Linked DNA regions of Homo sapiens: region 2 is linked to region 1. The links are chromatin loops, found by intact Hi-C in ENCODE. Cell type or tissue: natural killer cell. All regions are shown on one strand. Links, peaks and the distances in the headings refer to the core of each region. The heading gives the core; the rest is flanking DNA. Region 1 overlaps ARHGEF9 (Cdc42 guanine nucleotide exchange factor 9). Region 2 overlaps LINC01278 (long intergenic non-protein coding RNA 1278).

Region 1 (16,953 bases), core at 4,217-12,216:
GGGTGGCCCCCCAAAAAAAATGAAACAAGGAAGTCAGGAGAGGGATGGGGTGGAATAAAAAAGGTCAGAAGACAAAACCTGAGTATTTCAAAATTTTGCCATGGGCTATCTCCCACTCAAAATACAACACCAGTACAGGGATGGCTTTTGGGTTCCACTGGCAGAAGGAAAAACACTGCCTTTTCCACCCAGTTCAGACCACTGGGTTCAAGCCACCCAAAGTAGTGTCTATGAAAATATTAAGTTGCACTTCTTCCATCTGCTCAGAACATCACAATTGCTAAGTTGCCTTCATATTCATGAGCTCACTGGACCCACCCAGAAATCCTGGGGATAAGCAGAGTGGGGATGAGTTGTTCCATTTTAAAGGTAAGGAAACTAATTTGTGAACAAAGGAAGTTACCCAGCTATCCCAGGAGCACAGAGGCCAGGAGAAAACCTAGATCTACTGGCGCTGGTCCAGTGGGGTTTTTTTCCTAATAATAAAAAATGGCTAACATTTATTGAATGTTTACTATGTGTCAGAGACAAATCTAAGTTTTTACATATAATAACTCATTTGATCCCTAGTTTAAAGATAAGGAAACCAAAGTTCAGAAAAACAATGAAGTAACTGTTGAAGTTCATAGAGCCAGAATCCAAACCTGAACCCAGACAGTTTCCCTCTAGAATCAGTGCTCTTAACCTCTACTTTCCACAGCACATCTTCACATCCCCAAAAGGTGAAATTCAATGAAGTATCAAAGAATCTCCAAAGCATAGCAAGGTACAGAACAATATGTGTTGTATATTACCATAAAAAAGAGAAAGAGGAATATATTCATATTTGTTTATACATCCACATAACATTTTTCTGGAAGGACTCATTGGTGGCCTCTGCAGAGGGCAGGGAGTGGAAGGGAGACTTTTCACTGTGCACTCTCTTGGACCTTTTGAATTTTGAAACATGTGAATATATTTCCTATCCAAAAATAAAATTTTAAAAATAAGGTATCTATGGTCAAAAGAGATTAGGAAACTGCATGGCTACTTCTTGGCAGGGCTGTGCCAGCTAACCTTTTCCTATTCACTTCTCTGGGCTCTCAAATTTGAAGAAAAGAAAGTTCCTCTCCCCATTTTTCCTGAAGCACCGCATTCCCCCCACCCCACTTCCCTGCCCCACTGCTTATCCAATCCCACAGAAGACATCCCTCAAAATGAATACTGTAGTCATTTTGGAGGTTTGAGCAGCAAAAGTGAAGATAACAACAGATTGGATTAGGCTCCCACAGCCAATCAGTGGAAGATAGGAAAATAATGCATCAGCAGCAATACAAATGAAGAGAGACACAAAAGCCCTTTTCCTCCAATGCCTGCCCCTCAAGGCCTGAGCTCATCAGATTCCTCCATCTCTTTCCTCTCACCACTCCACTCAATGTGTCACCCCTTCCCTCTTCTGGGCTCAGAATAGCAAAAACAAGCAAGCTAGAAAGACTCCAGGAAATCTGACTGAACACGAGAATCTGTGGTGTACAAAGGAAAACCACACTAAGGGAGAAAAGGTAAGCCCAGCTGGGTTTTAATGTCCTCATTGAGGCCAGGTGAAATTCAGCCCAAATGGTCTCCAGAGACACTCCCAGTTTTGGTTCTTGGATTATTTCCATAATCTTATCCCTCAACTATTAGCACAATCCTCCAGAGATCAAGGCCCTCAAATATATTTCCTTAGATCCCTTTCAGCCAACCCCTTAGGCAGGTCAGGGGTACCCAAAAAACTGTGAGGAGGTGCGGGTGACCAAGGTGGATTTTGTGCCTCCAAGAATCCTCCTATTGTCTTGAAGTGGCTTAAACCGGCAGAAGGATTGCTTCTCACAACAGCCTAACATCTCCAATTCTTCACTGCTTCCAACATGCAGGAGACAGCAGGACATGAGCTGCTGTAGGAGGGATGAAGGGACAATCAGCGTGTCTCTCTTGGGCAAGCAGGGAGAGTGCTGGGTAAAGCTGTGCCCCAGAGAACCCCCTGTACTGCTTGTCAGAGAAAAATCTAACTCTTTATATATATTTACTTAAGTAACCTCTGGCAGATTCCTTTAGCACTGGAATTCATTGGTGGCAGCCCAGGGCCAGAGTACATTGGGTTGGGAATCTGAAAGCATGGCTTCTAGTCCTGAATCTACCACCACCTAATCCTGCCACCTCAGACTTGTTTCTCTTTTCTCTGAGCCTCAGTATCCCCATTTGTAAAATGGATATAATAATGCCTTAAAAGAACGGTATGGGAAAGGGGTAGAGAAATAAAGTGAAGTTTCTCAATTACCTCCAAACTATGTGTAATTACAACCTGGATGAAATCTTAACAATCCAAACAGCAGGAACACATGTTCAACATTTTACAAGACACTTTTCACATCCTATGTCACAATGAAGTCTTGCACTTAAAACTCTTATGAGAGACTACAGTTAAGCCCATTCCACAGACCAGAAAACTGAGGGTCAGGAGAACTTTGCCCACAATGTCTGCAGCAGGGGGAAACTTGAACTACATAGTCTAGTTTCTGACCTTCTCCCTCTCAGCAAACCAGATAAAATGGCCATGAGCACAAACACAAAGAGGATTCTCTTAGAGCCAGAGCTGGCACTCTAGGCTGCCTCCTCTGGCAGGTGGCAGGTACAGGTGACCTGGTCTTGCATTTCCTAGTTTAGGAAGAAATCCCTGCTCCTGATGCCTCCCCTTCTCTCATTACCTAGGAGATTCCTGAGGAGCCAAAGCTACATGACCACCTAAATGCTGCAAATCTGTTTTCTTTCCCAGAATGACTGACCTGGCATTGAAAAGCATCTGTATATGTGGGGGTAATCTCAGCATGACTTTGACCAACCTGACTCCATGAGGGTGTCTTCTCTTGGCTCCTTTTTTTTGGCCTTTGCTGTCTACAGCTACTCCAATAGGAGTCAGGTCCAATTGTTGGCAGGAATTGAATCCAGCTTAGGGACAATGATGATGCAGCTTTATGCATGGAGAAAAGTGTATCTTCAAAACATTTTCTCAACTCTTAGCCTAGCTGAGCCTTTCCATCATCTAAGGGCAATACTGGATGTTTTATAAATAAAGCAAGTAAGACTCAGACAGCAGAGGGGAACGTGACTGAGACACACTGTAAGAGGCAGAGTAGCAACTGAAACTCATGTTTCTTGACCTCAAAGCCAAAGCTGAGAAATGGGCATGAGGCTGTTATAGTTAATAGTAACCCAACTGAGGCTCTGAGGATGCTGCTCCCAGGAAAGCCTGGTATTCCCCAGCTACGTGTCCCCCTGCTTCCCACCCTTCACTCAGACCCAATCTAGGGCCCTGTCTTTCCAGCTTCAGCCTTAGGTACCAAGGACCACAAAGGCTTCCCCAGGACACCATGACCTGGTTTCCAGCTTGAGGAACTCTAAAAATAGCAGGTATTCATTAGTGGGGCCAGATGACCCAAGCTGCTGTGCCTAGGGGCTAGGTTGTGGTCATTAAGGATGAGGCTGGTCTCAGACCACCACTAACCCAGGAGAGGATGGGCCACTGCCCAAAGGGATCTCCCGCTTATGCATCCTACCACTTCCCCTCACACCCTAACACCCACAATTTAGATATCTTTGCTCTAGTCCAGACTGTTATTTCATTCCCAAGAAAGATAAACTTTAATATCCAGTGACTTTAGGCCTTCTTTGACATTGCTTCATAACCATATCACTCCACAATGGTTTGTAAGTGAACTGGGGGATGAAGGAGCAGGCTCAAGCTTTCTGCATTGATCAATCCCAATTTGTGTTTTCCATTCTTCTGCATCTGCCTGTTAACTCACATCTGAGGGCTCTGCTCTGAACCCTGTTTACCTTACAGAGCCTGCTACAAAACATGCCATCTTGAACATCCATTTTATTACTGAGCATACTGCCCTCTCAAGTCTAATTTCAAGGTTAAAGGAGAGCCAGAGCAAACTTATGGAGGCCCACCAGCTGGGACCAGTTCCCTGTCATGCCCACTTAGGAAAAAGTGACAGCTGGCTGGCCCTAAGGGAAGGACGTGTTCTGCATCAAAATATGTCCCACATGGCTGTGTGGAGCATGTGGATATGTCCCATAGGTGTGTTCAAGTGTGACTCAACACTCAAGTGTGGAGTGTTGTTTGCCCAAGTAGTCTTTAGGAGTGTGTATCTCAGGTATAGGAGTGCATGTCCTGGGTAACAGTATATCTGAGAGTGCATCTCAGCATGCCCCATATGTATGTGGGTGCACAATTGTGCCTTATATGCATCCATGTGCATTCACACATGCAGATGCGTACAAGTATCCCTCATGTGTGTTCCTGTGTGTGTATCCTGCCTGTGCTGAGAATGTGCAAGTGTGAATATTCCTCCCATGTTTAACTGAATGTGTGTTCCAAGTGTGTTAATGTGAAAATATGTTCCAGCTGTGTGTCCCATGTGTGTCCCAAATACATCCCATGTGTCTGAGTATGTGTAAGTGTGCATCACATATGATCTATCATGTATGTGTATGTGAAGGTACGGGCATAGAGCATGGATAGACAGCAAAGCTGAACCAATTTTCTTCCCCATCAATTTGTTTCTAACAGCCTTCCTTCAAGTCTGGGTCAATCTGCTCTTAAGCAGGACAAAAGACCTGGGTTCAGATTTCATCTCTGTCACTTCCTGAATGTGGTAATCACAGGTGCTTTTCCCAAGAGGCTTAGCCACCCCTCATTCATCTAAAGAGCCTCACAAATGTAAGGTAAATTAGCCATTGGCTGACTAGAGAGAATAGGCAAAGATCACGGACAAATTCTGAGACTCTGGGCAAGTTCCTGCCTCTCCTTAGACCTCAGTTTCCCCAGAAGTACACTGAAGGAACGAGCTCAATGCTTGGGTTCCTCTCACTGTTACCCAGTCACTTCTCAGCTGAAGTACTATGGACAAACTCTGCTTGCTCCCCCCAACACCACAAAGAATCAGTGTGTAGATATGTGCACGTGGATTAGCACCTGCAGATGTCTCATCCCAGCTAGGCCCCCTCTAACCCTCAGCAAGCTATTGGTTGTCTCCCTATTCTTGTCATTCCACACTCATTTTCCCAGTGGCCTGAACCAACTGGAGTAAAAGGAATGGCATACAATCTCCACCAAAGCCCAGGCAAAATGACATGTAGTTTATCCAAATCATTCTTCCCCATCCTTTGGGATGACCATAGAAACTGGTAATGGTAAAGAGCCTGCTTTTAGGATCAAGGCCCAGTCTTTAAGAACATGGCCAGATAAACCCACAGAGAGAAAGCGTCCAAACTAAGTAGGTCACCAAAGACTACAGAATCTGGGGCCACTTTTCTTCATTTTGAAAGGCCTCTCATGTATCCCTGGACAATGTGATATCCAGATGAATTTATTGTAGATCCAGTAGATGCACCAAAATACCAATTAATGGTTCAATGCCAACCTATCCAATTATCCAGTAGCATATGCCTACTTCTTTCTTCTATCTTGATTAACTTTTGTAAAAATGCTTAGAGCCAGGTGTGGTGGCTCACTCCTGTAATCCCAGCATTTTGGGAGGCTGAGGTGGGTGGATCACTTGAGGTCAGGAATTCAAGACTAGCCTGGCCACCATGGCAAAACCCCGTCTCTACTAGAAATACAAAAATTAGCTGGGCATGGTGGCGTGCAGGAGAATTGCTTGAACCTGGGAGGCGGAGGTTGCAGTGAGCTGAGATTGTACCACTGCACTCCAGCCTGGGAGACAGAGCAAGACTCCATCTCAAAAAATAAACAAACAACAACAACAAAATACTTAGACAGAAGCAAACTACAGAGGGAATCTTAAATGGCTTGCCTAGAGACACTTGGTACTGGTGAGTTGATAATACCTAACGCTATATACTATGTTCTTCCTAGCTCACCACTGACTTTAAGATGCAGTACTGACCTGAGTCAATCAAAGCAATTCTCTGAGCTTCAATTTCCTTAGCCATAAAATTGGGAAAATAATCTTGGCTTTGGCCACCTAATAGTGTAATGGAGAAAAGAACATGTGTCAGGAGCAGAAGGCTATACAGTAGTCTTTATCTTCTTGTCCTGCCCCCAGATCAGTGAGATGTTTCCAAACAAAATAATGCGAGTATAAGTGAAGAGTGTTGATTTGTTCTACACAGCTCATTGGGCAAGAACCTGCAATTTCTAAAACAGTTTTTGATCATATCATGAAAACCCAGTAATCCATCACAAATCCTAGCCAAGGATCTAGGGGCCAAGAATTGTTTTTTAATTGCCATGTGCCTAAGTGGTTTATGGCTTGATGGACTTAAGAAGGTGCTAAATAAAAACACAATTAATTTTGGCTTTCTTCCAAGTTCCTCTTTTAACTTTGCAGGAGATGAGGAGAGACAAAGTTAGTCTGCTCTTCATAGCAGCGAGTGTGTGACTGCATGGGAAATGGAGCTTGGGATAAATAAAAGAAAGCTTATTTAAAAACAACAACAACAACAAAAATCAGAAAACAAAACAGCTTTCCACCAAGCACCCAAGACATGGGCCGGGTCACAGGGCCTTTCTTCTTCCAAGGGAGAGAAGTAAAAAGAGTCCTCCAAAAATGACAGACAGAAATGAGGGACAGAGACAATGGGATTTGTTCAAGGTCACACAGCAACTGACTTCACATTTGCACCTCCTTTTTACTCATGTGTACATCTTCCATTCAACCAAATCTTTATAGAGGGCTTACTGAGTGTCAGGCCTCCACTGGGGCAGTCACCCACAGTTCTGCCTGAACTGAAAAATAACAAACTCCTAGTTCTGTGACACTTTGCTTTCCATCACACCACACAGGTTTCCCAAACAACCCTTGAAAGACCACAGTGGCTTGCACATCTTGCAGGTCCAGGAATTCACATCCTTGCATGGCAATGTTCTAATTCCAGCACTACTACAGATGTACTACATTTCCTGGGGCAAGTCCTTTTCTTCTCTGGACCTAGTTCCCCAGCTTCCACAATGAGGAGATTAGAATCAGGACAGCTCCAGCACCTATTTTTCTAGAAAATATAGCTGTCTGCAGTGACTTTAAGTGGCACTGTAACTTCCAGAGCTGAAGCCCAGAAGGCCAGGCTAGAAGCAGCTATGTGACAATAAGTCTTTGAACATTCTTTTTCTCACCTGTGAAATGGAGATAATCTCTGCCCTACCCACTTCACAGGGCCACAGAGAAAATCAAGTGAGACGATGTACAAAATCCACTGAAAAGTGTAAGACTGTTCAAGAGGAGTAGTTAAGAATCAAGTGAGTACCCACTAGCCCCAGTTGCTTTCCTCTTAATCCAAGTAGAGTGTAAGTCTTCCCATGCAGTTCAGTCTAAATTTACAAGACATGAACTTCAGCTGGTTGCATGCTCCAAAGGAAATTAATAAATCCCTCAACTCCCTTTGGGTCCTAAGCACAAAGCAATCTCATCATTTTGCTTTTGTTCTAAGCCCTCCTGCCATGCAGGGCTTATCAGAGCCCCTCCTAGAGATGCCTAGCTCCTCCTCTGCCTCTATCCCAATGCCAAGGCACCTACTCCCCAGCCTTCTTGCCATCCTGCACAATTCACAGAGGGAGGAGGGAGAGAGTGGGTGGAGGAGAGGCTGTGGGAGGTTCAGCTAAAAGTAGCTACTGCCTTTAGGCACCACACTCTGAGGGGGTGGGGGGTGGGCTCTTAGTACATCCTTCCTGCAGCCAGCTGGGCACGGAGGTACATGGCTTTCCTTTCTCTAATGAAGGCAGGCAGGCGGAGAAATCAGCTGCCAAAGCCATTCCCAGAGCTGGCTATGGATGTGCAGTGCTGGCCTCCTCTGGGCCCTGAGGGTAGATGGCCACTCACAGGGCTGCATCTACTGCTCTGCCTCAGGAGAGCTAATGTGGCCTTCAGGAGACTCTGTGTTCCCCTCATCCCCATCCTACTCCCTGGAACTCCAAGGACTACTAACAGGCCTGCTCCCTCTCCAGGAGGTTATATAAAGCTCTTGTTCTCCCAGCCTCTCGTCAGCTTGCTTTCTCCAACCAAACCTGAAAGAGCATTCAGGTCTCTGATCCAGCCAAGGGAGCATAGAGCCAGAAACCTATAGGGGAGGTAGCAAGTTACAGCAGGCAAGAGCCCTATCTAAAGAATCAGAATTCCAGAACTATCACTGCAACCTTGGACCCATCCCTTTCCCCTCCTGTGCCTTAGTTTTCTCACTTGTAAAAAAAGGAATGGGGGCAGTGTGTTGTACTAGGCACTTTAATATCTGCCCCTAAGTGATTCTCTGTAAATCCTGGCCACTTAAATGAAATACCCACCCCCATCACACAACTCTATCCAAGGATGCTCTATCTCCCCAAGCACTATGGCTGGGCTTGGCAGAGCCATCTCCACTCTTCTAATTCCAGTTCCCCTAATGACCAAAATCTGCATACGCAAGATGGTTCCCTGGAACTTTAGACTCTGTCCTCCATACCTGTCCCATGCCCATTTCAACCAGACCATCTGTGCTTTTTCCTGTTTTATATAGAAGCTTCTGGCTAACATTCCATTTGAGAACATAGTTCTTCTACTGAAACCACTCTCATTTTAGTGACGTGGAAGCTGACGCCTAGGTGGGAAGGGCCTTGATCAAGATCTGGCAGCAAGGTAGGTACAGAGCCAGGGCTTAATCCTAGGGCTCCTAAGGCCTTTTCTTGTTTTTTCTCCTACTGCAAGTCTGCCTTCCCTATGCTATCCTTCTGCCATGCATGTACAACTTTCCTTCTTCTCTGCTACCAACACTCAACCTTGGTGCTCAAAGATCAATGGCCAATTCCCATCAGGGGCCTGGAACTAGCACATAAGAGTGATAAGGGCAAGAGAAAAACTGGCCTGAACACATCCCTCTCTAAACCTTTTTTCTTCCTCCACATTGCCCCTTTTGCTCCTTTCTTCAAAGCTTCCTCCTGAATACTGCTCTATGTCAGTAAAACCCCTTTAATTCTCAGAGTCATGACTGCATCCTGACCACAGAGTCCACTATGCAGGCTATACCAGAAGCACTGCAGGATGTGGTATCAAGACGCCTAGGTTCTAGGCCACTAGAACTACCACTACCACTAGTCACTACCACTACCTGTTTGACACTGAGTAAGCTGCTTAATCTTTATGAGCCTCACTTTCTTAACTACTTTTAGGTTTGAGGAAGAAGCCCATGAAATACATAGGAAACCTTATTTGTTGAAATTCTTATTAATAGAAGTAGTATTATTAACCAAGTGAATGGCTACTTAAAATACTGCAGGAAGGGGCTCTGAGCTGTCAAAGCAATCCATCTTTTTCAGACCTATGAGACTGGTATTATATCTATGAGAGGCAATTCTCAATTATCCATGACATATCTCTTTAATAAACAGAATCCCAAACTGGCATACCCTAGCTACTCAATTCACTGTACCACTTCCTTCCCTGTTTGGCAGCCAATGCGTGTTCATACAGTCTCCTTTCCTGCTTGGCGGCCAGTGTGTGCTCAAAGAATACAACCTAAGTTCACTTGTTCTAAAAGAAACCTAAGCCAAGTATAATTAAGAAGGCAAAACTGCTATCCTTAAAACCACTCTGTGTATTCTAAACCTGCTAAAATGGATCTCTGGATTACCTGCTAGATTTAAATAATATCTGTACTCGTGTTGATCATTAATATTAATCACAAAATAAGCACATATTGTTGGAGCTAGAAGAAATCTTTGAAGTCATCAAATCCACCTATCCTTATTTTGCTGATGAAGAAAACCAAATTTCAGAGGAGAGAAGTAATTTGCCTGAGGTCACTAGCAAATGAGCAGAATCTTCCCCATCATTACAGCAAATGTGTAGGAACTGACTTTTTTTTTATTCCTGAAGTGTTCAAACCATCTCACAGCTGATTATTTTAAATACAATTAGGTCTCCAGACTACTCATTCCCTAGGGTTGATTCCTCCTTTTTAGAGTGAGCACAAGCCCCTGGGACTTATCGAGGCTCCCACAGTCCTAGAATAAAATTTCACCATCTGTGAAGCTTGCCTAGTCACATGTGTGATAAGTCAGACAGGCTGAGCTAACATTTCCTATGAAGCATTCCATAGCAGTCATTCTCACCCCTGGCTGAACATTCCCATCACCTCAGGGAACTCTTAGAAAAATATTGATGCCAGGAAACCACTATGATCAACTCAATCAGATCTCTCCCAAAGATTCTAGGAATTGTTGTTACTCTTAATATTCCAGGTGATTCCGATGTGCAGCCAGTGCTGAGAACCACTGGGTTAATGGAAACAATTAAGCAAAACAACAAGAGAAACATACACAAAGAATTTCCGGAACTCTTTGAGCACAAAATATATTCTGTTTTAAAGCTAAATCCATTATGTCCTGCTTTTTCAAAGAGGAGAAAGTAATACACAGAAACTACAGTTGTAGTACTGACCCTCAGCCAAGTTCTGAACCCAGTTTAGAAACATTTGCATTGTAGGCACAGAAAGAAAACAAGAAGCTCTGGAGCCTGCAACCAGATTTACCATGAGTAAGAGGCCAAGTAACTTATACTGCTTTTTCTGATGGGGCTATCAGTTTGGCAGATGCTTGCTATGAACCTAGCATATCTTGATGCCCACAAAGCATACAACAAATCTATCGTGCTATGTTATTCACATTAACACCCTGGTAGGATAAATGCTGGCACAACCAGGTGCAGTCTGCACTGGTTGACCAGATACATACAAAAATTAACAAGTCCCAACTCCAAGAGGGGCTCTGGTGAGGTGACAGAAGAGCTAGCATTAATCATATCATAGTAAACATTTCTTTGAATCAACGACTCGAATGCCATTTATTTGGTGTTCAAATAATGCAACACTAGAAGAGGCTGCTAACCTGTTGTGTGACATGAAGAAAAAAAATAAAAACCTCCCAAAGGCTAGAACAATAGTCCAACCAAACAAATAGAATTTAACTGATGCAGTGCTAGAAGGGACTGCTAATTTGTAGCACAGCATGAAGAAAAAATTTTAAAATCCACAGAAAGCTAGAATAATGGACCAACATGTCAAGATAAAATGTAGCAAGTTTGGTTCAAAAAACCCTGAAGTGGCCAACTTCACAAGAGAGTAGAGGACTGGACTAGACAGTAAATGGTTTGGACCTACATGCTCAAAAGGCTAACTCTTAACCCTGGCTGCACATTTGAATCACCTTAGGGAACTTTAAATTAAAAAAATAAATAAATAAAGCTCCCTGGGATCTAGCCCATGAAAATTAAATCAGAATCTTTCAGATAGGGGACCTGGCATGGGTATTTAAAAAAAAGCTTCCCAAGTGATCTGAATGTTCAGTGAGGGTTGAGAATCAGTAGAAGGCTGCATTATTAGACATTTCACAGACAAAACAAAGTTCTTTTGCACTTGATCTCAGTCAGGTGGCACCTAGAGTAGCATGAACAGTTCTAGGCAGCAGATTTTTAAAGAAATATAGAAAAATAAGTGTGCTTCAAAGAGAAGAACAATTGTATTAAAACTACAGTTCCTTGAAAACATTCTGTATTTTAGGCTTCAGCAATTCACACTGGCCTCTCACCTTGAAGATCCCAAATAGTGAGTTTTCATAAAACTAAACAGAACTCTTTGATGCATATTCAAGACAAAAAGGCATTTTATAGAATGAAAATTCTGAGCAAAAGTGCTATACAAATGAAAGTTATTAAAAATGTGAGTAGCTGAGGAAGCTAGTATGACTTCAGGGATGACTCCCAAATCTCCTTTCTTTCTTTTGTTTCCTTTTCTTTCTTTTTTTTTGGGACGGACTCTCGCTCTGTCACCCAGGCTGGAGTGCAGTGGCATGATCTCGGCTCACTGCATCCTCCGCCTCCTGGGTTCAAGTGACTCTCCTGCCTCAGCCTCCCAAGTAGCTGGACTACAGGCGTGTGCCACCACGCCCGGCTAATTTTTGTATTTTTAGTAGAGACAGGGTTTCACCATGTTGGCCAGGCTGGTCTCGAAATCCTGACCTCAGGTGATCCACCGGCCTCAGCCTCCCAAAGTGCTGGGATTACAGGCGTGAGCCACCACGTCAGGCCCTCCCTCCCTACATTCAACATCACACTAGTTAGGAATGACCAACTCTGACTCTCCTCTCTATTTGAAAGGCAGACCCACTCCCATCCCAACAATCTTGCTGACCTTTACTTTCCTCATCTGTAACACTGGGAATTACAATCATCTCTACCCACTTCACAAGGCTGATGTGATGCTCAAGTTAGAAAGGATGTGAAATTCCTTCATAAACGCTATAGGCCCGTGCACTGATAAGGAGTTATTAGTATTGTCATTACTGGACTGCTTCCTGAGCCTTCTCTCCCCTCTATGTTCTTCCCCTTCTAGTTTTTCCTCTTTGTACTTTCGTGCTAGAGCAAAGTACAATAAACTAAATACTCTATGGAGCTAGATCCACCTAAGACAGAAGGAGACACTCTGAGCAGATACTGGAGAAGCTAAACCTTCATCAAGGATTCTTGGAAAGCCAGAGACTCAGTTGGCCTAGAACAAGTTGCAGAGCTGGAAATAAGAGCTAGAGAGTCCAAGATTCCCCTCCTCCATCCCATTTCTTGGGGCAAAGCCACTGGAGCAAGATCCAGATGCCTTGTAGGAGGTCTTCTGAGGAGGCAGTTATTTTGGGAGAAAAGGCTCAATTCTTATATCCCTGCCCAGAGCAAGCACTCTGCAGGTCAAGGGACCAGAAACTGAGATGGCAGACAAAGGCTAAAGAGGAAGACATGCTTTGTTACCATCCTTCAAACCACCAGACTGTGCCCTCTGGTTGCTCTCAATCTGGGCCTTACCTCAAGGGCAGAAGAGCACCTCACCTACAGCCTTTTTGGGATCTTTCAGCTCCCTAGTAGCTGAATCACACACACACCGGTGGGTGAGAGTCTCTGAGCCAGGGTCCAAGCCCTGTTTACCAGCTCCATTATCAAACTTGCTCTTTCAACTTGTCCAGCCTCCCCCGTCAGAAACTACTACACCAAAACCACAGAAAGAAAAATTCCCAAATTCTATAAAGCTAGGCTGATCAGGATTCCCCAAGCCACAGACAAAATTGGGGCACACTGCACAAGCACACTGCAGGTTCTGACAGATGGAGGCTGTCTCAATGGAAGAAGAATGCTGTTCAGTTTGTTCCCACCAAGATATCACTTCACCCCCTCCCTGATGCAGCCAAAAGTTAGGGTGAAAAAAATTGTTTTTTCAGGACCGGCAGAGCTTCTGGCACTAAAGCTAGGCAGTAAAATGGCACAGTTAATCTTAAGGAGATGGGACTGACTAGAAAGGAATTTGAAACCAGGAGTTTTCTAATAAATAATCTCATAGCTGGACGAGGCTAGGCTCTACATGTCTGCTGTGGACATGTTTCCGAGGCATTTGCAGGAAATTGGGATTCTGTTCTTTCTTTGTTCCCTCCCCAAAAGCATCTCTCCAAGTCCCACTAGGCTCTAGTCCCCTTTTTCTAGAGTTATTGGTGCCTGGGCCTTTAAAGGGTGGGCTCTGGAGCTCAGTGGGTGCTCAGTGATACAGGGGTTGCTAGGATACCAGTAGAGGGCATTTTCTTTAATTCTTTGATGGGGATCCAGGAGCGAAAATCCCTAAGCTGGGATTTTGCCCCTCCTACATGGCAAAAGCTTATCCTCTACTCAAAGGGGCCAGAGAGGAGGGAAGGGAATGGAGGAGCTTTATTGGGAAAAGTTGGGACAAATCAGAGAGGAAAAGTCCTCTTCTCTTTTTTACTTCTCACCCATTTACAGTGGGGAGGTGGGAGGAGGAGGTGGTGTCAGGGGTGGGAAGAAAGGAAGAAGGAGAAAGATTAAGAGAGAAGGCAGAGGAGGAAGGAAAAAAGAAGACAAGTCAAAATGCATAGGGTTCCGCTTCTCTGGGCTGCATTTCTCATTTTCTCCCACTCTTTTCTCTTTTTGCTAGAGAAAAATATCCTCACAAGTCTGAAGCAGAAATGCCAAACCTTTAGGATTCACACAAGTAAAAAGTCACACTGCTACCTTTTGTTCTCTACTCTCAAATTCCCTTCTGGTTGCTAGATGGTGGCCTGCCATCTGGCTAGCAACATCCCTTTATTTGCCTGGAGACAATTTTAAAAGCGCTAACCCATTTCAACAGCTAAATTACTAATGGAAGGGCTCATTCAAGACACCTCCTTAGCCTGAGGGGTTTTAGGTGGTGAAAAGAGGAATGGCATGGGTGATACCCATCCATCCCAGCATTTGTGAAATCCTTATAGGTCCTAGCACAAGGAGGCTATTCAGAACTGTGGAACTCAATACTGTCTTTCTTCATTCCTACCACCACACCCCGCATCCACACTCAGGAGTGTGCTCCCCCCCACACACCCCCATGAACATACTGCCACACACCCTACACACACACATACATTCCCAGAGGCTTTCTGCCAAAGGTCTGTCAGGCTCACAGAGGAGAAGGCATTTCGTGACACTATTTAAGTCATAAACCTAGATCAAAGACTAGTCTCAGAGACCCCTTCTCCCCTTGGGGGAAAAAAAGTCAAAAAGCATTCCCTTATTGCTGTCCCAGTTTCCTTCCCAAATAACTAGGCAAAAAAAACCCCTTCGCTTAAACTTGTTATCCAGGCTGTAGTACCAGATATCCTTCCCCTCCTCCCATCACCCTTTGATTAACATTTTCTTTTCCTTTTCACTTGTCTTTCCAGCTCATCCCCCCCACCCCCCACAACTTCAAGTGTCTAGGGGTCATAAAATCATAAAATGCAAGAACTTGGAAGTCACCTAGTGGAGCCATCAAAAAATGCCAATGTTACTGGGAATCCCAAACCCACCGAGGAGGAAAAAAATTGTCCAAGGTCAAACAGCTGCTGAATGGAAAAAACAAAAAACAAAACAAAACAAAACAAAAAAACAGGTCTGCAGCTGCCCAGCATAGAGCCATTCCCCACTCTCCAACACTGTATCAAAACAAAGTGCCCAGAAAAGATATAAGCTTACTTTAAATAATACAATGAAGCTAAGGGGGGAAAAAAACTCACTAAATTATCTTTGCAAAGAAATAGGTTCTCAGTTCCATCCAGGGGGTCTCCACAAACGGACCAAAGAGTAATTAATAAGAACCAATGCCAGCAAACCTCCCAGATCATGTTTACACCATGGTACTAATCTCACAAAAACCTCAGCTTCTCACCCACACCAAGTCAAGGATAGCATGCTTTGAGGCCCAAAACACCCTCTGACGCCATTAAATAATACTCTCTGGGTCCTGTGGCCAAGACAATTTCAAAGGCCCCCTTCACAGCCCCTCTCCTTTCATAATCATTTCCAAAGAGACTGAACAACCGGACATGGAACTTGACAGCATAATGCCAGCAGATTTGCACATCAGACATGAACAGCCACCCACATGGGTGGAGGGGGAGCATGTGTGTAGATGTGTATGTGTCCTGATTCACTGCTATAATACATGAGCCATAAATGGCATTATTTCAAGCCAGGTAAGCAATGGAATGGGGAAAGCCTGCCTACATTAACAGGGGAGAAAGAAAATCAAAACGCAAAAAAACAAGTATTATACAGACTGGCATGAGACATTTTTTTTCCTGGCTCTGCCAAGAGCTTTCTCAGAGGAAACAGAAATATAAAAATAATAGCAATAGCAATAACAACAGAAACCACCACCACCATCTGATACAGACAAGCAGTCATATCTCAAACTGGAATGTTGCTTCCAGCTCATGTTTTCCATGCTCTCATCCCTTTCCTTCTAGACGTTTTTGGGTTTTGGTGGTCAAATTTAGCACCAAAATTTGATAACTCTTAATTTAGCACATTACAGACTTTCAGTTTGTTATGGGAATGTTTCAATTACAGAGACCTCTGATCTTAAAGTAACAAACGGGAGCAAACAATAGCATCACCACTTTCTCATCAGCCTTATCAAGTTACATTTAAAATGTAGTTCAAGAACATCATTGCAAACGAGATTATCCCAAAGGAGCCATATCCAAATACTATTATTCCCAAGGTGGATAAAGAGCTGTTTTTTCTTTCTTGTGGGGTTTTTTTTTTTTTTTGATGAGACAAACAAAATCCCCAAACTCAAATCCAGGGGTACAATCTTTGGGAAAGGGAGCCCAAATAGCTCCTGTCAAAGTCCTCTCTTGCCAGTTCAAAAAATCAGAGAATGCTTTCACATACTATTTCATGATTCCAAGGAAATTGACATTTTAAATATCTTAAAGCTTTAAGGTTCAAGAAGTGTTTTAAATGTGGCTTCTTTCAAAATTGAAAATTGTGAACCCTGGAGAGCAAATTGAGATTCAAAGGACACAGTCACCAACTGCCAGCACAACACACCCGTGTCACTTCCCAAATTCTTGCTTCTCCTTAGACACTAAAGAAGCATTTTCCCTAAATCCATTCCTTGCATCGATTATTTTCCCTCTAAATATCCACTGCAAAGACTGTCTTTCCTATGATGTCAAATATTCATCATGCTCTTCCACAAACCCTTTTCCCCTCAAACAAACCCAAATGCACTCCTGATGGCAAGAGAGAAATTTTGACTAAAATTCCCTGATGGAGTTTAAAGGTAGTCTTCAAGGAAATGAGTTAAGACACCACAGACAGCAAAGCCACTGTTTAAGGACGCAGAGCTTGCTCCATGAACGCCACATAGATTAAAAATGCACACACGCATGCACACTTAAATAGAAAGCATTTCTTCATCAACAATTTCACTCAAGCAATAGGCAACTATACGCGCAGGCATTCTTAAAAGACAAGACACGACAAAAGATTTAGGGAGAGATAATATACCAACGTCATACATATCACAGCGAGGCCATGTTGAAGCTCAAAACGTTTTCCCCCCTGAGTAAGAAAGCTTGTTCTTTCTCTC
Region 2 (16,953 bases), core at 5,312-13,311, 220 kb before region 1:
CACCAGCATGGCACATGTATACATATGTAACTAACCTGCACAATGTGCACATGTACCCTAAAACTTAAAGTATAATAAAAAATAATAATAATATTAATAACAAAAAAATAAAAAATAAAAAAAAAATAAAGTGACTGCCCCAATTTTAACTGAAGCACAGTGGCAGCTTACATTTCATCATTTAGGAAGAGATGTAGACCAAGGGAAGCAGGGAGCCAACAACTTTTACATATTTTCGGTGCTCATGTTAACAGTAAATTCAAGTACTTTAAAACATCCCTATGTCTACAGCTCCCAGCATGAGCAACGCAGAAGATGGGTGATTTCTGCATTTCCATCTGAGGTACCGGGTTCATCTCACTAGGGAGTGCCAGACAGTGGGTGCAGGACAGCGGGTGCAGCACACCATGCGCGAGCAGAGGCAGGGTGAGGCATTGCCTCCACTCGGGAAGTGCAAGGGGTCAGGGAGTTCCCTTTCCTACTCAAAGAAAGGGGTGACAGAGGGCACCTGGAAAATCGGGTCACCCCCACCCTAATACAGTGCTTTTCCGACGGGCTTAAAAAACGGCGCACCAGGAGATTCTATCCTGCACCTGGCTCGGAGGGTCCTATGCCCACGGAGTCTCGCTGATTGCTAGCACAGCAGTCTGAGATCAAACTGCAAGGCGGCAGTGAGGCTGGGGGAGGGGCGCCCGCCATTGCCCAGGCTTGCTTAGGTAAACAAAGCAGGCAGGAAGCTGCAACTGGGTGGAGCCCACCACAGCTCAAGGAGGCCTGCCTGCCTCTGTAGGCTCCACCTCTGGGGGCAGGGCACAGACAAACAAAAAGACAGCAGTAACCTCTGCAGACTTAAATGTCCCTGTCTGACAGCTTTGAAGACAGCAGTGGTTCTCCCAGCAAGCAGCTGGAGATCTGAGAATGGGCAGACTGCCTCCTCAAGTGGGACCCTGACCCCTGACCCCTGAGCAGCCTAACTGGGAGGCACCCCCCAGTAGGGGCAGACTGACACCTCACGCGGCCGGGTACTCCTCTGAGACAAAACATCCAGAGGAACGATCAGACAGCAGCATTAGCAGTTCACGAAAATCCGCTGTTCTGCAGCCACTGCTGCTGGTACCCAGGCAAACAGGGTCTGGAGTGGACCTCTAGCAAACTCCAACAGACCTGCAGCTGAGGGTCCTGTCTGTTAGAAGGAAAACTAACAAAGAGAAAGGACATCCACACCAAAAACCCATCTGTACACCACCATCATCAAAGACCAAAAGTAGATAAAACCACACAGATGGGAAAAAACAGAGCAGAAAAACTGGAAACTCTAAAAATCAGAGTACCTCTCCTCCTCCAAAGGAACGCAGCTCCTCACCAGTAACGGAACAAAGCTGGACGGAGAATGACTTTGACGAGTTGAGAGAAGAAGGCTTCAGACGATCAAACTACTCTGAGCTACAGGAGGAAATTCAAACCAAACGCAAATAAGCTGAAAACTTTGAAAAAAATTTAGACAAAAGTATAACAAGAATAACCAATACAGAGAAGTGCTTAAAGGAGCTGATGGAGCTGAAAGCCAAGGCTCGAGAACTACCTGAAGAATGCAGAAGCCTCAGGAGCCAATGCAATCAACTGGAAGAAAGGGTATCAGTGATGGAAGATCAAATGAATGAAATGAAGCAAGAAGGGAAGTTTAGACAAAAAAGAATAAAAAGAAAAGAACAGAGCCTCTAAGAAATATGGGACTATGTGAAAAGACCAAATCTACGTCTGATTGGTGTACCTGAAAGTGACGGAGAGAATGGAATCAAGCTGGAAAACACTCTGCAGGATAGTATCCAGGAGAACTTCCTCAATCTAGCAAGGCAGGCCAACATTCAGATTCAGGAAATACAGAGAACGCCACAAAGATACTCCTCGAGAAGAGCAACTCCAAGACACATAATTGTCAGATTCACCAAAGTTGAAATGAAGGAAAAAATGTTAAGGGCAGCCAGAGACAAAGGTCGGGTTACCCACAAAGGGAAGCCCATCAGACTAACAGAGGATCTCTCAGCAGAAACTCTACAAGCCAGAAGAGAGTGGGGGCCAATATTCAACATTCTTAAAGAAAAGAATTTTAAACCCAGAATTGCATATCCAGCCAAACTAAGCTTCATAAGTGAAGGAGAAATAAAATCCTTTACAGACAAGCAAATGCTGAGAGATTTTTGTCACCACCAGGCCTGCCCTAAAAGACCTCCTGAAGGAAGCACTAAACATAGAAAGGAACGACTGGTACCAGCCACTGCAAAATCATGCCAAATTGTAAAGACCATCGAGGCTAGGAAGAAACTTCATCAACTAACGAGCAAAATAACCAGCTAACATCATAATGACAGGATCAAATTCACACATAACAATATTAACTTTAAATGTAAATGGAATAAATGCTCCAACTAAAAGACACAGACTGGCAAATTGGATAAAGAGTCAAGACCCATCAGTGTGCTGTATTCAGGAAACCCATCTCACCTGCAGAGACACACATAGGCTCAAAATAAAAGGATGGAGGAAGATCTACCAAGCAAATGGAAAACAAAAAAAGGCAGGGATTGCAATCCTAGTCTCTGATGAAACAGACTTTAAACCAACAAAGATCAAAAGAGACAAACAAGGCCATTACATAATGGTAAAGGGATCAATTCAACAAGAAGAGCTAACTATCCTAAATATATATGCACCCAATACAGGAGCACCCAGATTCATAAAGCAAGTCCTTAGTGACCTACAAAGAGACTTAGACTCCCACACATTAATAATGGGAGACTTTAACACCCCACTGTCAACATTAGACAGATCAATGAGGCAGAAAGTTAACAAGGATACCCAGGAATTGAACTCAGCTCTGCACCAAGTGGACCTAATAGACATCTACAGAACTCTCCATTGCAAATCAACAGAATATACATTTTTTTCAGCACCACACCACACCTATTCCAAAATTGACCACATAGGTGGAAGTAAATCTCTCCTCAGCAAATGTAAAAGAACAGAAATTATAACAAACTGTCTCTCAGACCACAGTGAAATCAAACTAGAACTCAGGATTAAGAAACTCACTCAAAACCACTCAACTACATGGAAACTGAACAACCTGCTCCTGAATGACTACTGGGTACATAACGAAATGACGGCAGAAATAAAGATGTTCCTTGAAACCAACAAGAACAAAGACACAACATACCAGAATCTCTGGGACACGTTCAAAGCAGTGTGTAGAGGGAAATTTATAGCACTAAATGCCCACAAGAGAAAGCAGGAAAGATCCAAAATTGACACCCTAACATCACAATTAAAAGAACTAGAAAAGCAAGAGCAAACACATTCAAAACCTAGCAGAAGGCAAGAAATAAGTAAAATCAGAGCAGAACTGAAGGAAATAGAGACACAAAAAACTCTTCAAAAAATTAATGAATCCAGGAGCTGGTTTTTTGAAAGCATCAACAAAATTGATAGACCGCTAGCAAGACTAATAAAGAAGAAAAGAGAGAAGAATCAAATAGACACAATAAAAAATGATAAAGGGGATATCACCACTGATCCCACAGAAATACAAACTACCATCAGAGAATACTACAAACACCTCTACACAAATAAACTAGAAAATCTAGAAGAAATGAATAAATTCCTCGACACATACACCCTCCCAAGACTAAACCAGGAAGAAGTTGAATCTCTGAATAGAACAATAACAGGCTCTGAAATTGTGGCAATAATCAATAGCTTACCAACCAAAAAGAGTCCAGGACCAGATGGATTCACAGCCGAATTCTACCAGAGGTACAAGGAGGAACTGGTACCATTCCTTCTGAAACTATTCTAATCAATAGAAAAAGAGGGAATCCTCCCTAACTCATTTTATGAGGCCAGCATCATCCTGATAACAAAGCCGGGCAGAGACACAACCAAAAAAGAGAATTTTAGACCAATATCCTTGATGAACATTGATGCAAAAATCCTCAATAAAATACTGGCAAACCGAATCCAGCAGCATATCAAAAAGCTTATCCACCATGATCAAGTGGGCTTCATCCCTGGGATGCAAGGCTGTTTCAATATACGCAAATCAATAAACGTAATCCAGCATATAAACAGAACCAAAGACAAAAACCACATGATTATCTCAATAGATGAAGAAAAGGCCTTAGACAAAATTCAACAGCCCTTCATGCTAAAAACTCTCAATAAATTAGGTATTGATGGGACGTATCTCAAAATAATAAGAGCTATCTATGACAAACCCACAGCCAATATCATACTCAATGGGCAAAAACTGGAAGCATTCCCTTTGAAAACAGGCACAAGACAGGAATGCCCTCTCTCACCACTCTTATTCAACATAGTGTTGGAAGTTCTGGCCAGGGCAATCAGGCAGGGGAAGGAAATAAAGGGTATTCAATTAGGAAAAGAGGAAGTCAAATTGTCCCTGTTTGCAGATGACATGATTGCATATCTAGGAAAACCCCATCGTCTCAGTCCAAAATCTCCTTAAGCTGATAAGCAACTTCAGCAAAGTCTCAGGATACAAAATCAATGTACAAAAATCACAAGCATTCTTATACACCAACAACAGACAAACAGAGAGCCAAATCATGAGTGACCTCCCAGTCACAATTGCTTCAAAGAGAATAAAATACCTAGGAATCCAACTTACAAGGGACGTGAAGGACCTCTTCAAGGAGAACTACAAATCACTGCTCAATGAAATAAAAGAGGACACAAAGAAATGGAACAACATTCCCTGCTCATGGGTAGGAAGAATCAACATCGTGAAAATGGCCATACTGCCCAAGGTAATTTATAGATTCAATGCCATCCCCATCAAGCTACCAATGACTTTCTTCACAGAATTGGAAAAAACTACTTTAAAGTTCATATGGAACCAAAAAAGAGCCTGCATCGCCAAGTCAATCCTAAGCCAAAAGAACAAAGCTGGACGCATCACGCTACCTGACTTCAAACTATACTATGAGGCTACAGTAACCAAAACAGCATGGTACTGGTACCAAAACAGAGATATAGACCAATGGAACAGAACAGAGACCTCAGAAATAACGCCGCATATCTACAACTATCTGATCTTTGACAAACCTGACAAAAACAAGCAATGGGGAAAGGATTCCCTATTTAATAAATGGTGCTGGGAAAACTGGCTAGCCATATGTAGAAAGCTGAAACTGGATCCCTTCATTACACCTTATACTAAAATTAATTCAAGATGGATTAAAGATTTAAATGTTAGAACTAAAACCATAAAAACCCTAGAAGAAAACCTAGGCAATACCATTCAGGACATAGGCATGGGCAAGGACTTCATGTCTAAAACACCAAAAGCAATGGCAACAAAAGCCAAAATTGACAAATGGGATCTAATTAAACTAAAGAGCTTCTGCACAGCAAAATAAACTACCATCAGAGTGAACAGGAAACCTACAGAATGGGAGAAAATTTTTGCAGTCTACTCATCTGACAAAGGGCTAGTATACAGAATCTACAATGAACTCCAACAAATTTACAAGAAAAAAACAACCCCATCAAAAAGTGGGTGAAGGATATGAACAGACACTTCTCAAAAGAAGACATTTATGCAGCCAAAAGACACATGAAAAAATGCTCATCATCACTGGCCATCAGAGAAATGCAAATCAAAACTGCACTGAGATACCATCTCACACCAGTTAGAATGGTGATCATTAAAAACTCAGGAAACCACAGGTGTTGGAGCGGATGTGGAGAAATAGGAACATTTTTACACTGTTGGTGGGACTGTAAACTAGTTCCACCATTGTGGAAGTCAGTGTGGCGATTCCTCAGGGATCTAGAACTAGAAATACCATTTGACCCAGCCATCCCATTACTGGGTATATACCCAAAAGATTATAAATCATCCTGCTATAACGACACATGCACACGTATGTTTATTGCGGCACTATTCCCGATAGCAAAGACTTGGAACCAACCCAAATGTCCAACAATGATAGACTGGATTAAGAAAATGTGGCACATATACACCATGGAATACTATGCAGCCATAAAAAATGATGAGTTCATGTCCTTTGTAGGGACATGGATGAAGCTGGAAACCATCATTCTCAGCAAACTATTGCAAGGACGAAAAACCAAACACCGCATGTTCTCACTCATAGATGGGAATTGAACAATGAGAACACATGGACACAGGAAGGGGAACATCATACACTGGGGCCTGTTGTGGGGTGTGGGGAGTGGGGAGGGATAGCATTAGGAGATATACCTAATGTTAATTGACAAGTTAATGGGTGCAGCACACCAACATGGCACATGTATATATATGTAACAAACCCGCACGTTGTGCACATGTACCCTAAAACTTAAAGTATATTAAAAAAAAAAAACCATAACTACCGTTAAAATAAAAAAAAAAAGAGAAAGTCACTTAGCTTCTCTGGTTACATTTTTTCACATCCGCAAAATTAGTAGAGTAAAATTAGATAGTAATTTTATGGGACTTCGTAGTTTTAATAATCTGTGACGCTCAGACCAGTTTTTCCTAGACCAAATCACAAGAATGCTCATAAAAGCCTTTCGTTGCCTGGAGTTTTGTTGGTAGGCCAGGCTATAATTTAAAAGTTTAATCTGCTTAATAATTTAAGCAATTAAAGTGCATGAACATGTAGTGCTTGGGGCAGGAACACCTGCACTCTCTGACACTCACAACTCTGTGACCATAGCTGAGAAACGGAAATTAAATGACAAAGAAAACCTCTGTGAAACCAAATAGCTCCAGCGTTAAGACCCACAGAATGTACTCAAAAGAGAGCTCTTAGACTAGTCATAAAAACTGGAGTTAATCATGCTTAACGAGTTCTACTAATTAGGTAACTGCTGCCTGAAACACAGAGCAGTGTTAAGAAGAAATTTTGAGATCTTAAGTGGACTCTATGAGAATAGAAACTATGATAAATTGTCATTGTTTGCCATGGACAAGAGCAGACCTATGGTAGCAAATGTGCTCTATATCTTTACATGGAACTTAGTCTTAATTCACAAATAATTCTAGCAAGTTTAATGATTTAATCTGTTAGCATGTAGCAGAATAGAAACCATAATTTAGAAAGTTGGGAGAGGGGTTGCTAAAGTGGGCTCACTAAAAGCTGTGAAAGGCTGCAGCACAAAGCAAGGATACAAACATGATAATTTGTTTTTTCCTTTAAGTTGTAGGATACATGTGCAGAATGTGCAGGTTTGTTACATAGGTTATGTGTGTCATGGTGGTTTGCTGCACTTATCAACCTGTCATCTAGGCTTTAAGCCCTGCATGCATTAGCTATTTGTCCTAATGGTCTCCCTCTCCTGAGCCACCACCCTCCTTACAGGCCCCAGTGTGTGTTGTTCCCCTCCTTGTGTCCATGTGTTCTCATTGTTCAACTTCCACTTATGAGTGAAAACATGAGGTGTTTGTTTTTTTGTTCCTGTGTTAGTTTGCTGAGGGTGATGGCTTCCAGCTTCATCCATGTTCCTGCAAAGGACATGATCTCATTCCTTTTTATGGCTGCATAGTATTCAATGGTGTATATGTACCACAATTTCTTTATCTAGTCTATCATTGATGAGCATTTGGATTGGTTCCATGTCTTTGCTATTGTAAATAGTGCTGCAATAAACATACATGTGCAAAACATAGTAATTATTATAGTCATAGATCAAAGTCACAGAATTGTAACAAACTAGGGACCATCATGTAAGACACATTGGTCCTACAAACCATAGTAAGCTAGGCCTAAAAATGTCAGTCTATTACAATTCAGTTTGATAAGTGATACATATACTGGCGACCCAATGCATATATCAGGACAAAGGTACAGTTATTTTCACTATGTCCTGATAAATAACATCCAAAATCCTGAACCTGATATATTAGGCCTAATTCATCCTCTTCTCCAGATGCCTGTAATCTAAAATCCAGCTATATAAATGCCTTGTTGTTTACAAAATATGGCATTGTTTCTCTCAACTCAGGGCTTTTCAAATATTATTTCTTCTGCCTGTGACATCCTCATTTTAGTTACTAAATCGTAGCTATCCTTCATAACCCAGCTCTAATGGTTGACACCTCTAAGATACATTTCCTGGCACTATTCTGTCACTTCACCACACCCCAGGATACCACACTTCATCCAAGTGTAAGATTATACCTCTTGCCCTCTGCTTCCCTGGCAACCTGTTCAAACCTCAATTGTAGCACCTATAACCTGGTACTGGATGTCTGCTCTTTCTTTCTACATTATTAGCTTATTCAGATTACTCATATTTCTCTTCAGTGCCTAGCCAGCCCAAGATGCTGTATTTCTTAGATAAATTAAAATTTAAAATATCCACAAGGCTTAGAGATTTTCAAGATTTTCTAATATTTAGAAATTTGCCAATATATAAATGACTTGCTATTCAGAGCTTAGCCTGCTGGCCTGTTCAGGATGGCTCAATGAAACTTCCACTAGGTAGTATTTTGCTAAAATTTTTTTCCAATCACTCAAGACTGTTAAAACTTTCTGTACTAAAAAGCATTGTAAGATGCACTTGTACTAATCTGAGCATTTCACAATTGTTCTAAATTGTGGAATTATAATTTAAAGGCAAAATGCATAAATACTTTTTCATTTGTTCAGTCCAAAAATACTTACTGAGTCTCTGTCATGAGTCAGACACTATGCTTGGCCCTAAAGATAGAGTGATCAGAAAGATGGTCATCCATCCTGTCCTCATAAAGATTACCAAGTATTTGCTTTCTCTGTGTACTGAAAAGAATTAACAAAACAATTCTTTCAATATAAAATAGCAAAAAAAAAAAAAACCCTCGAAATACAGTAATGGCACTATTCTAAATTTAAATAGCTCGTTGCCTTTGATAGAATGCTACAAATACCAAAAGGACAATACTATCAGGTGAGTATTACTGGTCCAATTCTGTAGACAATGAAATTGAGGTCATGAAATGTTAAATAACCTGGCAAACATCATAAAGCTGGAAGATGGTGGAGAGTGGACTCAAACCCAGAATTATGTGGGTTCAAGGCCTATTCACATTCCCAATTCTCATGGCCCATTAATAGTTACATGGAAAAAACACTGGGCCATGTATATGTATTAACGTAATGTAATATTTGTAAAGGTGTTTTAAACTTTTTAATTTCTTATTGATACATAACATTTGTACATATTTATGAGGTACATGTGATTTTTTTATATGTATATAATGTGTAATGATCAAGTCAAGGTGTTTGAGGTATCCATCACCTCAAGTATTTATTATCTATATGTATTGGGAAAATTTCCAGTCCTGTCTCCTAGCTATTTTGAAATATACATTGTTGTTAACTATAGTCACACTACTTTACTAAATTGATCTCAAGGAGGTAGAGATTAGAATGATAGATACCAAAGGCTAGGAAGTATGTATGGGTGAGGGGACAGTGAAGAGATGTAGAAATATACAGTTAGATCTTTGTAAAGATTTTTATGTCGTTGATAGTTTCCTTAGAACTTGGTTTAATCTTTACTAATTTACACGTAAAAGATTATAAATAATTAATTTGTTAGAGATACATATTTGCTAAGGCATACAGCTGTTCATACAATTTTTATAAATACATATCTAACAACAGAAAAGAAGGCGGCACAAAATGGCAAAATAAAAGGCTCCACTAATCATCCCTGCTGCAAGGACACCAACTTAACAACCATCTACACATACACACAAAAAAACACCTTCATAGAAAACAAAATTCAGGTGAGTACTCAGAGTACCTGGTGTTAACTTCATATTGCTGAAGGACGCACTGAAGAGATAGAAAAAACAGCCCTGAATCACCGATGCCCACCCTCCCCTACCCCCCAGCAGCAGCTGCATGGTGCAGAGAGCTTCCTGGGGTCGGGGAGAAAGAACACAGCAATTGTGAGGCATTGAACTCAGTGCTGTCCTTTAGAGCAGAAAGGAAAATTGGAACAAACTCAGCTGATGCCCGCACATGCAGGGAGCATTTAAACCAGCCCTAGCCAAAGGGAAATCACCAATCCTAGTGATCAGAACTTGAGTTCCCACAAACCTCGCCACCAAGGCCTACAGTGCTCTGTGTCTCCAAGTAAACTTGAAGGGCATTCTAGGCCATAAGGACTGAAACTCTTAAGAGAGAGCTATTACTGAACTTGGCCCAAAGACAGTGGACTGGAGTAGCTCATGAAATACTGAGACACCAGCTGGGGCAGCCAATGGAGTGCTGGCATCACTCCTTCCCTACCCCAGGCTGCACTGCTCATGGCTCCAAAAAAGACCCTTTCCTCTTGCTTGAGGAGAGGAGAGGCATGAGTAGGAAGGGCTTTGTTTTGCATCTTGGGCACCAGCTCAGCCACAGCAGGATAGGGTACCAATAAGAGTAGGGAGTCCCCCGTTCCAGGCTGTAGCTCCCAGATGACATTTCTAGACATTTCTGGGCCAGAAGGGATCCTGCTGTCTTGAAGGAAAACACTCAGTTCTGGGACCATTCATCACCTGCTAACTGAAGGGCCCTTGGGCCCTAAATAATTAGCAGTGATACCTAGGTACTATGTTGAGGACCTTGGTGAGCCTCTGAGACTTGCTGGCTTTGGGAGGGACTCAGCACATAACCAGCTGTGGTGGCTATGGGGCAAAATCCCTTCTGCTAGAGAAAAGCAGAGAGAAAAAGGGACTTATTCTTGCACCTTAGGTACCAGCATAGCCACAGGGGTTTAGAGCACCAAGTGGGTTCCTGGGGCCCACTGCTCTGAATGGTGAGTCCCAGGCCAGGTAGCAATCACGACAAGCTAATTTAAGAGATCTTGAGCCTTAAGGGAAGATCAGAGGTATTCTGGCAGTACTCTTTGTGGCCTAAGAATGATAGCTACCGAGAGAGGCTCCTCCGCCTTTGGAAAGAGAAAGAGAGTGGGAAGTACTGCATCTTGTGGTTTGAGTCCCAGCTCAGCCTCAGTACTACAGAACATCGGGTAGACTTTGAAGGTTTTTGACTCTGGTCACTGACTCCCAGATGGCACCTCTGGACCTACCCAAGGCCTGGGCGACCCTGCTTCCCTGGAGGAAAGGAAACATCATAAAGCTGGAAGATGGCAGAGACTGGACTCAAACCCAGAATTATGTCTGCCTGGCTGGCTTTGCCACCCACTGACTGTAGAACCCCAGGGCCTTGAAAGAACACAGCCAGTAGCCAGGGAGTGGTTATAGCAGGCTTTGCGTGACACCCAGTGCTGTGCTGGCTTGAGGTCTGAGTCAGCACAGTCATGGTGGTGGTGGCAACAGGGGTGCTTGTGTCACATCAGCCCCAGCTGATGGCTAAGAATGAAGAGATTATCTGTATGTTTGGGAGAAAGAAGAAGAAGGGAACAAGAGTCTCTGCCTGGTAATCCAGAGAATTCTCCCAAGTCTTATCTAAAACCATCAAGGCAGTATCTCTACTAGTCTGCAAGAACTACAGAAGACTGGGCTTTGGATGCCTACTATAGCAGAAACAGCTTACATCACAGTACCCAAGTTTTCTTCAAATATCTGGAAAGCCTTCCCAAGAAGGATGGCTACAGATAAATCCAGACAGTGAAGACTACAATAAATACCTAACTCTTCAACACCCAGACAATGAAGAACATCTAGTAGTATTAACAACATCTAGGAAAACATGACTTCACCAAGTAAACTAAATAAAGCACCAGGGACCAATGCTGGAGAAACAGAGATATGTGACCTTTTAGACAAAGAAATCAAAATAGCTGTGTTGAAGAAACTCAAAGAAATTCAAGACAACACAAAGAAGAAATTCAGAATTCTATCATATATACTTAACAAAGAGAATGAAATAATTAAAAAGAATCAAGCAAAAATTCTGGAGCTGAAAAATGCAACTGGCATACTGAAGACTGCATCAGAGTCCTTTAATAGCAGAATGGATCAAGGAGAAGAAAGAATTAGGGAGGTTGAAGACAGGCTATTTGAAAATACACAGAGGAGAAAAAAGAAAATGAATAAAATACAATAAAGCATGCATAGAGAATCCAGAATACAGCCTCAAAAGGGCACACGTAAGAGGTATTGGCCTTAAAGAGAAGGTAGAGAAAGTGAGGAGGGTAGAAATAGTATTCAAAGGGATAACAAGAAGAAACTTCAAAAACCTAGGGAAAGATAGCAATATTCAAGTGCAAGAAAGTTATAGAACACAAAGCAGATTTAACCCAAAATAGACTACCTCAAGGTATTTAATAATCCAACTCCCAAATGCCAAGGATGAAGAAAGGATCCTAAAAGCAGTAAGGGAAAAGAAACAAAAAACATACAATGAAGCTCCAATATGTCAGGCAGCAGACCTTTCAGTGGAAAACTTATAGGCCAGAAGACAGTGGCATGACATATTTAAAATGCTGAAGAAAAAATCTTTTAACCCAGAACAGTATATCTGGCAAAAATATCCTTCAAACATAAAGAAGAAATAAAGACTTTCCCAGACAAACAAAAGTTGAGGGATTTCATCAACCCCAGTCCTTTCCTACAATAAATGCTAAAGGGAGTACTTCAATCAGAAGGAAAAAAACATTAAATGAGCAAACAGAAATCACCTGATGGTGTAAAACTCACTGGTAATAGTAAGTACACAGAAAAATACAGAATACTATAACACTGTAACTGGTATGTAAGCTACTCATGCTAAGTAGAAAGACTAAACAATGAACCAATCAAAAATAGTAAGTACAATAACTTTTCCAAACATAGTGAGTACAATAAGAAATAAATAGAAACAATAAAAAGTTTAAAAAGCAAGGGAATGGGATTAAAGTGTAGTTTTTATTAGCTCCTTTTCTGTTTGCTTGTTTGCTTATTTATGCAAATATTGTTAAGTTGTTATCAGGTTAAAATAACAGGTTATAAGATAGTATTTGCAAGCTTCATGGTAACCTCAAACCAAAAATCCTACAGTGGAGACACAAAAAATAAAAAGCAAGAAAACTAAATCATATCACCAGAGAAAATCACCTTCACTAAAGAAAGACAGGAAGGAAAGAAAGAGGGAAGAAGACCACAAAACAACAAGAAAATAACAACAAAATGACATGAGTAGGTCCCTATTTATCAATAATAACATTGTACAGGAATGATCTAAACCGTCCAATCAAAAGACGTAAATTGGCCAAATGGGTAAAAAAACAAGACCCATTATTCTGTTGCCCACAAAAAACAAACTTCACATATAAATACACAAATAAACTGAAAATAAAAAGATAGAAATAGATATTCCATGCTGATGGAAAGCAAAAAGAGCAGGAGTCACTATACTTATATCAGACAAAAGAGATTTCAAGACAAACCTACAGGAAGAGACAAAGAAGGTCACTATATAATGATAAAGGGGTCAATTCAGCAAGAGGAAATTACAATTTTAAATATATATGCACCCAACACTGGAGTACCCAGATATATAAAGCAAATGTTATTAGAGCTAAAGAGATAGGCCCCAATACAAAAACAGCTGGAGACGTCAACACCCTACTTTCAGCATTGTACAGATATTCCAGACATAAAAATCAACAAAGAAACATTGGACTTAATCTGTACTATAGACCAAATGGATCTAACACATATTTACAGGACATTTCATCTAAGAGCTGCAGAATATACATAGATCATTCAAAAAGACAAACCATATGATAGGTCAAAAAACAAGTCCTAAAACATTAAAAAAAGATTGATATAATATCAAACATCTTTTCTGAAAACAATGGAATAAAACTACAAATTAATAACAAGGGATTTTGGAAATGATATAAATACATGGAAGCTAAACAATATGTTCCTGAATGACCAGTGAATCAATGAAGAAATTAAAAGGAAATTGAAAAATTTCTTCAAACAAATGACAATGGAAACACAACATATCAAAACCTCTGGGATACAGCAGCAAAAACAGTACTCAGAGTGAATTTTATAGTTATTAAGTGCCTATATCAAAAAAGAGGAAAAATTTCAAGTAAACAATCTAACAATGCATCTTAAAAAACTAGAAAAGCAAGAGGAAACAAACCCAAAATTAGTAGAATAAAAGAACTAATAAAGACTAGAGCAAAAAATAAATAAATAAAATTGAAATAAAAAAAAATCAGTGTGGCTGGGTGCGGTGGCTCACACCTGTAATCCCAGCACTTTGGGAGGCCGAGGTGGGCAGATCACCTGAGGTCAGGAGTTTGAGACCAGGCTGACCAACATGGAGAAACCCCGTCTCTACTAAAAATATGAAATTAGCTGGGTGTGGTGGTGCATGCTTGTAATCCTAGCAACTCAGGAGGCTGAGACAGAAGAATTGCTTGAACCCGGGAGGCAGAGGTTGCAGTAAGCCGAGATCGCACCATTCCACTCCAGCCTGGGCAACAAGAGTGAAACTCTGTCTCAAAAAAAAAGAAAGAAAGAAAGAAAGAAAATCAATGAAAAAAAAGAAACCCTGGTTTCTTGAAAAGTTAAAAAAAAATAACAAAACTTTATCTAGACTAATAAAAAGAGAAATATTCATATAAATAAAATCAAAAATGACAAAGGAGACATTGCATCTGATACTGCAGGAACTCAAAGGATCATTAGTGGCTACTATGAGCAACTATTGGAAAATCTAGAATAAATAAAAAAATTCCTAGACTCATACAACCTACCAAGATTGAACCAAGAAATCTAATACCTGAACAAACCAGTAACAGTTAACGAGATCAAAGCCATAATAAAAATTCTTCCAGTAAACAAAAGCCCAGGACCTGACGGCTTCACTGCTGAATTCAATCAAACTTTTAAAGAAGAACTAATACCAATCCTACTCAAACTATTATGAAAGATAGAGGAGGAGGGAGTACTTGCAAACTCATTGTATGAAGCTAGTATTACCCTGATACCAAGACCATACAAAGACACATAAAGAAAAAACCAACACAGGCCAATATCGTTGATGAATATTGAGGTGAAAATCCTTAACAAAATACTAGCAAACCGAATTCAACAATATATTAAAAAGATCATTTATCATGACCAAGTGAGATTTATCCCTTGGATGCAAGGATAGTTTAACATACACAAATGAATCAATGTAATATAAACAGAATGAAGGATAAAAACCACGTGATCATTTCAGTTGATGCTGAAAAGTCATTTGATAAGATTCAACATCCCTTCATGATAGAAACCCTCAAAAAACTGGGAATAGAAGAAACATACCTCAACATAATAAAACCGCACGATCTCACTCATAGGTGAGAATTGAACAATTAGAACACTTGGACACAGGAAGGGGAAGATCACACACCGGGGCCTGTTGTGGGGTGGGGGGAACGGGGAGAGATAGCATTAGGAGATATACCTAATGTAAATTATGAGTTAATGGGTGCAGCACACCAACATGGCAAATGTATACATATGTAACAAACCTGCACGTTGTGCACATGTACCCTAGAACTTAAAGTGTAATTTAAAAAAAGGAAAAAAAAAGTCATATACAAGAGGCCAACAGCTAGTGTCATTACTGAATAAGGAAAAAACTGAAAGCCATTCCTCAGAGATCTGCAATGCGACAAGGATGCTCACTGTCACCACTGTTATTCAACACAATACTGAAAGTCCTAAGTAAGGCAATGAGACCAGATAAATATATAAAGACATCCAAGGTGGCAATGAAGAAATACAATTATCCTTGTTTGTCAATATGATCTTATATTTGGAAAAACCTAAAGACACCAGAAAAAAAAACTATTAGAACTGATAAATTCAAGAAGGTTGCTGGACACAAGATCACCATACAAGAATCAGTTGCATTTGTACATGCCAACAGTGAACAACGTAAAACAGAAATTTAAAAAGTAATCCCATTTACAACAGACACATAAAATTAAAATAACCAAATGAGTGAGAGATATCTATGATAAAAATTATATAAAACACTGATGAAAGAAATTGAAGAGGGCACTAAAAATGAAAAAATATTCCAGCTTTACAGATTGGAAGAATCAATATTGTTAAAATGTTCATACTACCCAAAGCAATCTCACATTCAATGCAATCCCTATCAAAATACGAATGACACTATTCACAGAAATAGAAAAAGCAATCCTAAAATTTAAACAGAACCATGAAAAACCTAGAATACCCAAAGCTTTCCTAAGCAAAAAGAGCAAAACTGGAGGAATCACATTACAGTACCTGACATCAAATTATACTCCAGAGCCGTAATAACAAAAACAACATGGTACTGGCATACAAACAAACACATAGACCAATGGGATAGAATAGATAACCCAGTTACAAATCCACATACCTACAGTGAACACATTTTTGACAAAGGTACCAAGAACATACACTGGGGAAAAGACAGTCTCTTCAATAAATGGTGCTGGGAAAACTGGATATCCTTATGCAGAAGAATGAAACTAGACCCCTATATCTCACCAAATAAAAAGTCAAATCAAAATGTGTTAAAGACTTAAATCTAAGACCTCAATCCATGAAACTGCTGCAAGAAAACATTGGAGGAAATCACCAGGACATTGGTCTGGGCAAAAAAAATTTCTTGAGCACTACCCACAAGCGCAGGCAAACAAACAAAAAAATGGACAAATGAGATCACAACGAGTTTAAAAGCTTCTGCATAACAAAGGATACAATAAACAAAATTAAGAGATAACCTACAAAATAGGAGAAAATAACTGCAAACTACTATCTGACAAAGGATTAATAACCAGAGCAAGGAGCTCAAACAATTCTACAGGAAAAAAATCTAATAATCTGATTAAAAAATGGGCAAAAGATTTAAACAGACATTTCTCAAAAGAAGACCTACAAATGGCAAACAGGGATATGAAAACGTGCTCAACATCATTGATCATCAGAGAAACGCAAATAAA

The links. Hi-C counts contacts between places; a loop is a spot of excess contacts. Peaks named below come from ENCODE experiments on the same cell type or tissue, not always from the same donor. Only the 100,000 strongest peaks of a DNase experiment are listed, where the experiment ranks them.
Region 2: it touches region 1 in a loop (4-fold over the local background); 1 of 110 quality-filtered maps calls a loop at or near these places.

What each region holds. Positions count from the first base shown.
Region 1 is chrX:63,737,433-63,754,385 of GRCh38, forward strand. All of the region lies in intron 1 of ARHGEF9 (Cdc42 guanine nucleotide exchange factor 9), which reads right to left. Among named protein-coding and RNA genes, the nearest start is that of ARHGEF9, 39 kb to the right of the region's middle. In natural killer cell, for the core only: no CTCF peak of the experiment used is centred there; a DNase peak (open chromatin) is centred at 9,059; H3K27ac peaks cover 4,084 bases.
Region 2 is chrX:63,518,874-63,535,826 of GRCh38, forward strand. All of the region lies in intron 1 of LINC01278 (long intergenic non-protein coding RNA 1278), which reads right to left. Among named protein-coding and RNA genes, the nearest start is that of LINC01278, 34 kb to the right of the region's middle. In natural killer cell, for the core only: no CTCF peak of the experiment used is centred there; no DNase peak of the experiment used is centred there; H3K27ac peaks cover 2,131 bases.